2 separate regions of the Homo sapiens genome follow, and region 1 is linked to region 2. A link is an interaction called in ENCODE POLR2A ChIA-PET data of the cell type or tissue named here. Cell type or tissue: OCI-LY7. All regions are shown on one strand. Each heading gives the region's core, and the rest is flanking DNA. Links, peaks and the distances in the headings are about the cores only. Region 1 overlaps BALR6 (B-cell acute lymphoblastic leukemia associated long RNA 6). Region 2 has its middle 51 kb from the start of BALR6.

Region 1 (5,389 bases), core at 62-5,061, 160 kb after region 2:
TGGCTTAAATTTGAGCCTTATGAAATGTAAAAATGACTACATTGGTCTTCTGTAATGGACATCTGTTATTTTTGTGCCCTTGGCACCCATTCCCCTCCTTTTCTTTGGAGAAAATCTGTCCTCTACCTTTAGTCTATGGCTCTGGGAAGTGCTGACCAACGTCTCAGCTCCAGGGGAGCACGTGACCAATCAGCATATCCCATTCCCTGGACATTGTGCTTGGTGCAGGGATGAGCAGGTTCCTCAAGCTGGTGTAATGGGACTCCATGCCAGGAATTTGGTTAGCATTTTTAAGAGAGAGAACCTTCTTTTTTTTTTTTTTTTTCACTTCATTTCATAGCTGTAGGAGTAATGGGAGCTGGGGCTTTCTGAGGCCTCCTGTCAGAAGTCTTGCTTGAGAATGACGCCAACACAGAAGAAAGACCGAGAGAGGAAGAAACACAAGTAGAAAGAGAGAGAGAGAAAGCTGACAATATAATTTGAGCCATGAGCTCCTGGGGTTAACTAGGCCAACCGCCATTCTTTCTTGAACTTTTCAGTGAAGTAATTACATTTTATTTTGTTAGCTTGTGCCATTTTTAGCAGGATTTTCTCTCCTATGTAACCAAAAGATCTCTGAATTTTCCAACAGCTGAAACTGTAACTTGCTAAAACACCAAAATCTATTGATAATACGAGTAAGAGAGGTAGCATAAGATATGTTCCTTACTAAGAATAAATGGAGACAGGGTTCATTCAATAATGACTGTCCTTAGGCATACTATTTCAAGGAGATTGAGTATAGACAAATATCATCTTGCTTACTTGTGCCATCTTTTCTTTTATTGCTTTTCTCTCCCTCTACTTACTCTCTTGATTACTTTGTCTGTCATAGGTGTGTTCTTTACTCCTCAAATCTGAGACTCACCACCTAATCCAACTGATTTCATGCCCAGTATCTCATCAGCCATTGAATCCTGGGTTTGTTCTTGATTTGTTGTGAATTTTGGGAAGTCTTGAATTTTTTTTTGTTTACTATTCTTTTGACTCACTAATAAAACAGAAGATTTGAGAGTGACCCTGCAGGAAAACATTTGAGATTAACTCATCATGTAGCATAAGCATCTTCTGTGTGTGGATTACTTAGACCCAGTGATGCTATACTAGTGCATTACAAAAGCCCTCACGGAGGTGGGCCTCAGGATGACTTCTCCACAACCTCTGTAGCCTTGCTCCCTTCCTAAGTAGATGATGACTGTTTTCATCCCTCCTTACACAAAGGTGGGGCCTTTCCTTCCTTTTCTTCTAGTATTCTTACTATCTCTTCCTATCCACATTCTTCCATCTTCCCCAAATACATCAAAAGGTAGTGAAAGTTCACTTACTCTGTTTGAAGCTTTGTTTCCCCATGTTTGAATATGAATAATAATGTTTACTCACTAGAATTGTCATGATGAATCAGAGATTAAGATTAGCTATGTAGAGTGAACCACCCAAAGCCTGGTACATCCCAGATGCAAACATACATTAGTACTCTAACATTTCTGTTAGACATGGTTGTCTACCAGAAAGACTATTTTGTCTATTAAAGTAGTTGATAGTGTGGTGTCCTTATCATCGCTGTCTTCTTCTTATAGTTTAATTCATTTTGAGAATTGCTGAATTTTCAATGGTGCACTCATCTCATGCATGGAGTCTCATTTGAGAACATGGCATTGCCCCTTTCCTTCCATGTACATGTCCTAGTCTGTCACAGAAATGAAAAACAATGAGAATCCCTCCTCTTGGCTAATCTCTGAAGCATTAATTTTTTTCTGGGTTACCTTCAACCACTAGTCTTATGTTGCTGCCTCAAGCAGTTTCTAGGTGTTCTACAGAATATCAACTCCATGAACTATTTATAGGTGCCAGGATACACATAAAATGTTCCACAGTTTAATAAATTTGTGAGTAACTTGGTTTAATCTAAGTAAATCAGTCTTCTGAAGGACTTCCCCGAGTCTTTTTGTGCTAATGTGTATTGCAAACCTGCAAGAGAGGTCAGGGAGATACAGTATGCAATATTTCTCAAACTCATTTGGCTACAGAGCCTATTATTAGTGGAACCTCTCATGGGACAAGTATTCTAGGAAACATATTTAGGGAAATGCTGACCTAGTGTTTTACATGACCTAGACGATGCTCTATGACCATCCTCTTCTTTATTCCAGGAATGTCACATTTTATATACTCTTCCTCAGTTGTCTTTTCTATTTTGTGCCTGCTCCTCCACCTTTGCTTAATTCCTGCTGGATAGATTTAAGTCACAGGCTGGATGATAAAAGACAGTGATTAGTTGACCAAGGAGAAGAATGAATAGTCACACCAGTGCATGGTGATAAATATTTGCAATATGTTGAATACACCTTTGCTGCTTTTCTTTAAACTGATAAAGTAAACGGGTGAAGATAACGTTGTCACTATTCTTCTCTAGGACTTTTCTTCTGATTGGAATATGAGAGGCTAACTGGGGTCTTAAATATAAAGAAATCTTTTGGGAAAGTGTTCTAATTTTTCATTGTAAGAGTACATATCAAAATATATTTGCCTATAGTCATTTGATTTTTTATGGCTTATCTGTTTCTAATTTGCTTGCAAAAACCTGGGTGGATAATTTAGACCAGGCCAAAAGATAGAATTTTCATGTACACAATAACTAGTACATTGATTCAAGAAACAATCATTTACTTATTTATGCCTTTTCTGTCTCTAAAGTATAGCACATCATTAAGTAATGTTGGTAAAGATTTCCACCTCCCCCCGTTTTGGGGTTCCCCTTTCACTGTGTTCTAGGTAAAGCTTTGTGAAATGAAATTATCTCATTTCACACCTTGTAACTAATTTAAAAAATATTTTGCCCTCCAGATGACTATAGATCTGGATTAAATTAGGAGGTCAGAATTAATGCCCTTGCTTTTCTTTTTCTTTCTTTGGTCTTAGCAGCTTTCTCTTTCTGATGAAAAGAATATGATTTTCCTAAAAAAGCCTGCTCTTCTGAATTTTATATAGTCCAATAAGAGAAAACACAGCCTACTTACTGTTTTCTTTGTCTTCATTTGTAAAGTGATATCACCTCTATGATAGGTATATAACCTTATTGGCAACATGTAAATAAGGTACATCCTTCCTGTGATTGCTTTTAACTTTTTACATGAATTTAATTCTAGAATTCTCCATTTGTGCTCTCAATGTGTTTTTAGCCATTTTAGGAAGGCAGTAAAGTAAAAGAATTTAAAAGCAGATTAGCTCATTTTTAAGAGGAGTTAAATAAGAAATGTATAGAATTTCTCTTTTATGGAATGTACATTTTTATAACACATGGGCCCTTTATATTATATTTATAGTGATTTATAACCATGAATATGTTTATCTGAAATGGACTTAGAGGTGAAAATATTCTATATGTATGTGTGTGTGTGTTTCTCCCTTAGATATGTTGATTTAGTAGTTCTGGGATGAGGCCCCAGCCTCTAAAATTTTAAAAGCCCTCTTGGATTTTCCTATTGTACAACCAGTTGAGAAGTACTGATTTAGAATGTTCTGTTTGGAAATAATTTCTTGTGTGAGAAGGCTGTCTCATTTTGTGGCTGACAGGACAAAGGCAAACAGAGATGAAAGAATTTTTGTGAAAACCACACAGCAAGCCCTTGGGGGTGCCAGCAACAGACACAAGAATTGTTTCTTTTTAGTCACTCTCTTTTCAACCAGAATAAATGACCAAGGTGTATGTAGGCTAGGGCCCTTGTTGTGGTTAACTTAATTGCAGAAGAATATAATTCACACCTTGCCACCCACTTAATTCTCTTCTAGAAAAAATAGGTCCAAATTGGCTGGAGCAGAGAATGTGCATAGAGATACCCTGAGGATCCAGGTAGGAATTTCTGTTTTTTTCTAATTCAGTGTAGTTTTAGATTTGTTTGGGTTTCAATGGGCCAGCTAAGCAGAATATTTGGTCATCAGTAGTCATGACTTGTCTAAATTTCCCCCTCATTTCCTGCCTTCATCAACTCATACTCCATCCTCTTCATTATGGTGTAAAAACACAATGAAAAGGAATGGATAACAAAGACATTCTCTTTTTTTCTCGACAGGGTCAGGCTGGAGTGCAGTGCCACAGTCTCAGCTCACTGCATTCACTGCAACCTCTGCCTCCTAGGCTCAAGCCATCCTCCCACCTCAGCCACCCAAGTAGTGGGGACTATAGGTGCACAACACCACACTTGGCTAATTTTTGTATTTTTTGTAGAGACAGGGTTTTGTCCTGTTGCCCAGGCTGGTCTTGAATTCCTGAGCTCAAGCAATCTGCCTCACCTGCCTTGGCCTCCCAAAGTGCTGGGATTACAGGCATAAGCCACCACAACCAGCCGACAGTGCACTTCAGAAGTTAGGATTTTGACTACATTGGATCAGTTCTTCACCTTCTTTGTCTATAAGAACAGGATGTTAAAGTCAACATAAGTATTATGCAGGTCTCATTTTCATGGTAGCTGCAGAATGCAATCTTGACAGATGGAACTCTATAATTGTATGTCTAGAGGTAGTATAAAAGCGTCCTTTCTGGTGGTGAGAGGTGGCTTTATGAGAAGGTAAGGCCAAGCAATAGGTTTTTCCTGGAATTTTCATACCTTGTCATTCTGAACAATTTACTGTTAACCGTATGTGTTTAAGAAAAGCATGCTTCAATGGAATTTAAGCATGACATCCCTTCCTTCATTTCCACAGATAAGAAGTAGATGCCCATAGATTCTGGGTAATATTCAGGCCTTAATAACATTACCAGACATTGAGTCCATTAATGGATGCTGAGGGTAGGGTAGTAATAACAATAGTAAACTTTTATTGAGTGTGTGCCAGCCATTAATGTTTTATACAGATTACTTTATGTAATCTTTACAAATCCTTATGTAGAAGGGTAGTGTGTATTCACTGTTTTAGGCCACCCAGATTCTCTCTCCCTTTCTGTTAATAAGTGCACCCAGATTTTCATTTCTACCCCCTGGATATTCGCTGTGCTTTGAGGGAAATAGATCTCATCCTCATCTCCAGGTTGTTCCCTGATTGACTTAAGTCAAGTGGCAAATCCCATTCTCCAGGCAACAGTGACTAGTTCAGGTATGATCATGTGACCCAATTTGAACTAGTTAGATCTTGGAGAAATTTTCTGGGGGATCCTGGGTCTTCTGTAGAAATATCTGGAGAGACATACCCATCATGTGAAATATTAATGCGGAAGCATGGAATCTGCTTAGTGGGGGCAGCCTTGGGTAAAAGTAACACCAAAGAAGTTAATAAAGAAAAAGAGAAAGAAACTGGAACATTGTTGATTTCACTGATCAGCTAGATTAAGCCTCAATTAAAGCCTATATGACTT
Region 2 (5,389 bases), core at 160-5,159:
AATGTCATTTGTTACCAAGCCCCAGGAAAGATGCTAGGTGGCCTGTTTGTCCTCTGAGCTAATTGAGATGGGCGGATGTGATTCCAACCCTGCTATCGTCTCAAGAGTGTCATGGGTTTTTCCTAATTAATGTTTATAGCTCACCCTGGTCCCTTGAGATGGCAACAGAGGAAAAGATGTGCCAAATGGTTGCATGATAATTCTCATCCCACTGATTGATAATGGACTTTAGAATAATCTAAAGTCTGTCCTTGGGTTTAAGGCTGTTGCTGACCCTCATGTGTGGGCAGGTTAACCGAGGCACTGGAGTGCAAGGGATGCAACTGAAAGTCTGATAATTTCTTCACAGTTGCCTCTGAGGCCTGCCTAGGATTTGAATCTGCTCTCTTCCTCCCAGCATGAAGAGATTCGGTATGCAAAGTCAAACTGTCCTCTTCCTACCCATTGTTTATTGCTTTATTTACACTACACAGAACTAATCAGGAACACCATTGATGAGCCTGATGCCACTCAATTCCTGCTGCCCAGAAGGCGGGGCCTTTTCTGAGCAAGTAAAGCAGGAGAGAAGCAACACTACTGGTTACTCAAATAACATCTCCCTACCTTCTTGCTGACAGAATTTCAATTTTGTTCAGATAATTGCCTTTCAGGTGACCCTATCCGAAGCTTGTGAGTGAATCCTGTATAGTCTAAGCCATGTGAGGTCTTCTCATTGCCCTAGACTGTTATTATGGTTGGGTGGGCATGTGACCCAGTTCTGGCTACTGGGATCTGAGGAGAAGTCTGCTGGTGCAGAGGCATTTGGGAAAATACTTCCTCTCTGAGAAAAAGAGACACAAGCAAGAAATAACCCCTTCTCTTCTGGCTGGTTGTTATTTTGTCTGCAGGTAGAACCCTTAATTGTGGCTACTGCCTTGTGACCATGGTGGAAACTCATTGAGGACAAAGCTAACAAGTTAAGAATAGCAGAGAGGAAAAAAAATGTTCTTATGGTTTCTTTGAACCTCTGAATGAAACACCTTAGGAACCATTCTTCCTTGGAACTTGTGCTGTGTGAAATAATACAATATCCTCATTGCTTAAAGCATTTTAAGTTGAGTTTTCTGTTAGGTGCAGCTAAAAACCTCATGATATAATAAAAAGTTGTTTAAAAGAAACGGAAAATTCTATGTAGATTCTAGGGTTGCACTGGCTGCTTTATTTGTTCTATAGTTTGTCTCTTCCTCCCTGTTTTGCTGCTCCTTTACATTTGGTCACTCAGAGCCCAGATTAATTGTTGTCTGAATAAGCTTCCCTTGGCCTCCTCCATTCAGCACTGGTAGACTCTGCAGTCCAAGCCCCTGAGCATGATGCCTGTTGGTGTGAGGCAGAGGGACATGTGATCCACATGGAGGTGCAACTAGACAACTTCTAATGCTTTTTTTTTTTCTTTTTTTTTTGTCCACGCTGAGCATTTATGAGCAGTGGCACATACTGTTCTCTCTGTGAGGGATGCTCTTTCTTCACTCTGTCATCTCCACAACTTGGTGAACTCCTATTCATTCTTCGTGCTCTCAGCTCACGTGTCCCTTCCTTTCCTGAGTCTACTGTATCGATCAGCTTTCTTTGTTGCTTTTGTGGAATCATATTCTCTTCAGAGCATTTACCACAGGGCCTGATTATTTCCCTCTTACTATGATTTTTGATTAATGCCATTTTCCCCCTGTTGCCTGAAGTTCCAAGAAATCAGGAATCATGTCTCACGTTGATATCTGTTGCATCCCAGGTGGCTAGATCAGTGCCTTTCCTGTACTAATAGCAAATAAAATTTGCAGAATGAATGCATGAATATGCAAATTTCTGATATTTAGCAGGGGCTTAGTAAATTGTAACTGCCATTGTTATGGTGTTCTCTTATCAGACTTTCCAGCCATTTCATATTTCCTTATGTTCTCTTGAAAGGAATCCAGAGTCTTTCATCACTAAGTTGCCCTTTATGTATGCTACAAAGGAGCAGATGGTACAGAATACTCAGAAGTCCCAAGGGACTTTACCTCTCTGAGCCTCAGTTTCTTCATTTATGCTGAGTTAGAGCCTTGCTTCTCTGGCATTCATAACACTCTCAGGAGTAGAATCAATCACAGGATGATTATGGCACATCTTCCTGGTTCATTGATTTGACTTGAATACTTAGAAGAAAAGGAAACCCATATCATTAACAAAACTAAATGCTTTATTGAATCAAATTACAAAATGTGCACACATTTTTAGATAATAAGATCCCATCTCCAAGTTCCTTGGTGCTAAGCATTCATGTGTCAGAATCACCCACAAGGGACCTGACCCTGTCTCCAGAGCTTTGTTTTCAACTGGCTTTGACTGGACCATCTCCTATCTATCTATCTATCTATCTATCTATCTATCTATCTATCTATCTATCTATCTATCATCAGTCATCTTTTTAAAAGCTCCCCTTGGGATACTAACATGTAGGCAGGGCAGAAACCACTGTTCCAGGGGTACTTTGGTGGAAAAATGAGACTCGGTGCCATGGATGAATTCACAAGTTCTTTCTAGTTCTGGCCTTCTTCCTCTTGCTTCTTCCTCTTTCTTCAGGTCTTCTCAAATGATCTGGTAATTCTAAAGTCCTACATCTAGCTCTTTCAAGAGTTACTTTTAGCTCTTGCCTGTGGGAAGATGTTCACTAGCAACCCAGGTGATAAACTCATGAGAATTGTCAAGGGTGCTTGGAAACCATCCTGTGGCCCCTGTTGATAAGCCTGTCTCTATGTTTTCAGACAAGAAAAATGTGTGTACCTAAATTTCTTGATTTAAGATAGATATAGCCAGCTCTGCTCAGATTTGGAACCACAAGTTCTAAGGCAGCTCAGGCCTACAAATAAGAGAGCCTGCTGTAGCCCTGGCTTGGTTTCCCGACTGTCTTCCATCTAGCTCAAGCCTGGATTTTACTGAACAGGAGTCTGACCCTCTGCCTGAGCTTTTGTTACTATGCAGCCTGCAAGCAAAGGATGTGTCAATAAAGTGTCCCAGCTCACCTCGTTTCTGAGCAGGCACATCTAGCGATCTTAATGCTCAGCATACAGGGATGCTATGAAAATCAAATTGTTTTAGTTATAAGTCCCTGTGCTCCCTCTTCCACCCTCCCAAAGAAAAAAATGGCAAGCAACGAATGCAAATAATTTTTCAAATCGATTGTTTTATGAAAATGCCTGTTTTTATTGTATCTTTTTTAAGGACTAGAGAATCACATAAATGACAATTCCAGAAACCATAGATTTATGACTTTTTTACTTTCCAAATATGTTGGCACGGAGTTAAAAAATATAAAATTTTGTAATTTCGGGAAGAGAATAATGTACTTTTTTATTAAAATGGAAATGACACACTGCTGCATATCTAAGTTGATTTAGTGTTTTTATTAGTTATATAACTGTTTTAATACCTCACTAACTATTGCATTCTCCCTTAAGGTTTCCATTGTTCACATACCCTAGAAACAAATTGATAATTCTGAAAAAATAAAGTATTTCTTGGTTGTTTGCTAACAGCAGAATAGCAATCAGTCACCACAGGGTTACTACAATGGGCATCATTATATCTGGATCCTTATCAATTTCACTATACGGGTAAGTATTATTGCTGTATACCGGAACTCCTTTGGTGTTATTGCTTAATTTTAATTGTGATTGTAAAATGTGAACAATGTGGATCTTTAAACCACAATTAAACACCTGCTATACTTGTTGTCTGTTGGCATTTAAAGATATATTGAGTATTTAAAAACTGCTGATTCAGATATTACATTGAGCATAAAAATAGATTTAATTTGAGAGCAAATGTTTGCTTAAGGAGGAAGTTACAGGAAAGTTTTCGGAAGTCAGATAGGTGAGTCCAAATTAAAGTCTGATAGGAAGACAGACCCGACAGAAAGTGTAATCATTTCGCAGTCTGCTCTTCTGCCTCCTCCTGCCGGGTCTCATGCCAATTTCTTTCAGCAGTGGGAATCTGACTCTTTGTCCCACTGACAACTTGTTAATGAAGAACCTCCCTACAGGAAGCACCTGCCCGATGTTGATGAGATATTAATAGGAGAAATAACAGAGTTACAGAGGCGCAGGGGAGTGTAGTGGGGAGAAGGGGTAATGATATCTGATTTCAGCCCCAGGTCCCAACCCAAATCAAATGTGAAAAATAGATGTCCTGGACTTGGGGGCTTAAATCCTGCAGATGAAGGGTGATTTGAAGTTTCCTGAAATCCATATTCAGAGCGAGCATTAGTCCCTGAGCTGTGTCTGCAGTCTGTAAACAGAAGGCTTTCCTTCTTTGCTTTTTTTTCTGATGAGTAGGTGGGTTTCTCTGTCTTTTCCATCATCATAATTAACCATTCACACAGTGCCTGCAAAACATTCTACTAGGTTCTGAGTTTCCAATATCATTTAAAACAGCATCGTTTGCCTAAGCTCAGATATACTTTAGTTTTTTAGGAAAAAAGCATTTCTTGTTTTAATTTCCCAGCAGTGTTTTTATAAACAGTGAAGAAGGGAGTAGTATGGGTGGGACAATGGGGACAATAAAAGAATCTTTCCTTGGAGAAACGGGACCACAGGTTGGATGTGAGGAGCAGGAAAGAATAAAATATACTGGGTTATGTTCATCTAAGTTTAATTTTTTACTTATAAAAAATCAAATCAAAATAGGCTTGCAAATCCCAACTTTCCATTTCAAGTAAACAAATGTGATAGTATGCCAGGGAGCTGCCTCAGCTCGGGAAGAAGGTTTAAACAGTTAAACTTTCTGCAAAGACTGCAAAATATCCAGCTAGGAGGCAAATGCGTGATGAAACATGACAGAGGTGGAACAGGCCTCTTTGTGGGTTAAATCTTGAATAAGGTGCACATGTCAATTCTATATTTATTATGAGAACATATTCAGATGTATTATAAGAATCTGGGCCCCTTTGCTCCTCCCTTAAGGCCTGTCTCAGTGCTGAGATGCATGAATGAGAAACAAACCAGACTTCAAAGAACCTTAAAAAGTAATCCTGAGGTTTAGCGAGTGTCTCTTGAGGACCCAGAAGAGGGAGTTACATGGTGTATCACATTAAAAAGGAATCTAAATCTCTTAATTTTACAAAGACAAACCATTTCCATTCCTTGTGTTTCTGTTGTCATGAGCACAATGGAAATGGCTTCTTCCCTGATCAAAGTCCCTGTAAATTGTGAATCTGAATTGACAGTGAGCAAGACAACCTCCCAGGGAACTTTTTTTCTGTCTTCCAAATCATGCAGCCTGAAGCTGCATCTCCACTTTGGCACATAGGGATGTAAGGGTGGAGGCAGGTGGGGTAGTGAGGAGGAATGGGGCAGGCATTAGAGAGTCAACAGGTGTA

The links. Peaks named below come from ENCODE experiments on the same cell type or tissue, not always from the same donor. Only the 100,000 strongest peaks of a DNase experiment are listed, where the experiment ranks them.
Region 1: POLR2A ChIA-PET joins it to region 2 with 5 read pairs; 2 of 35 experiments call an interaction of 5 or more read pairs at or near these places.

What each region holds. Positions count from the first base shown.
Region 1 is chr3:18,068,328-18,073,716 of GRCh38, forward strand. The region is part of intron 4 of BALR6 (B-cell acute lymphoblastic leukemia associated long RNA 6); the gene reads left to right. Among named protein-coding and RNA genes, the nearest start is that of BALR6, 110 kb to the left of the region's middle. In OCI-LY7, for the core only: no CTCF peak of the experiment used is centred there; no DNase peak of the experiment used is centred there.
Region 2 is chr3:17,908,539-17,913,927 of GRCh38, forward strand. No RefSeq gene overlaps it. Among named protein-coding and RNA genes, the nearest start is that of BALR6, 51 kb to the right of the region's middle. In OCI-LY7, for the core only: no CTCF peak of the experiment used is centred there; a DNase peak (open chromatin) is centred at 2,593; H3K4me3 peaks cover 560 bases.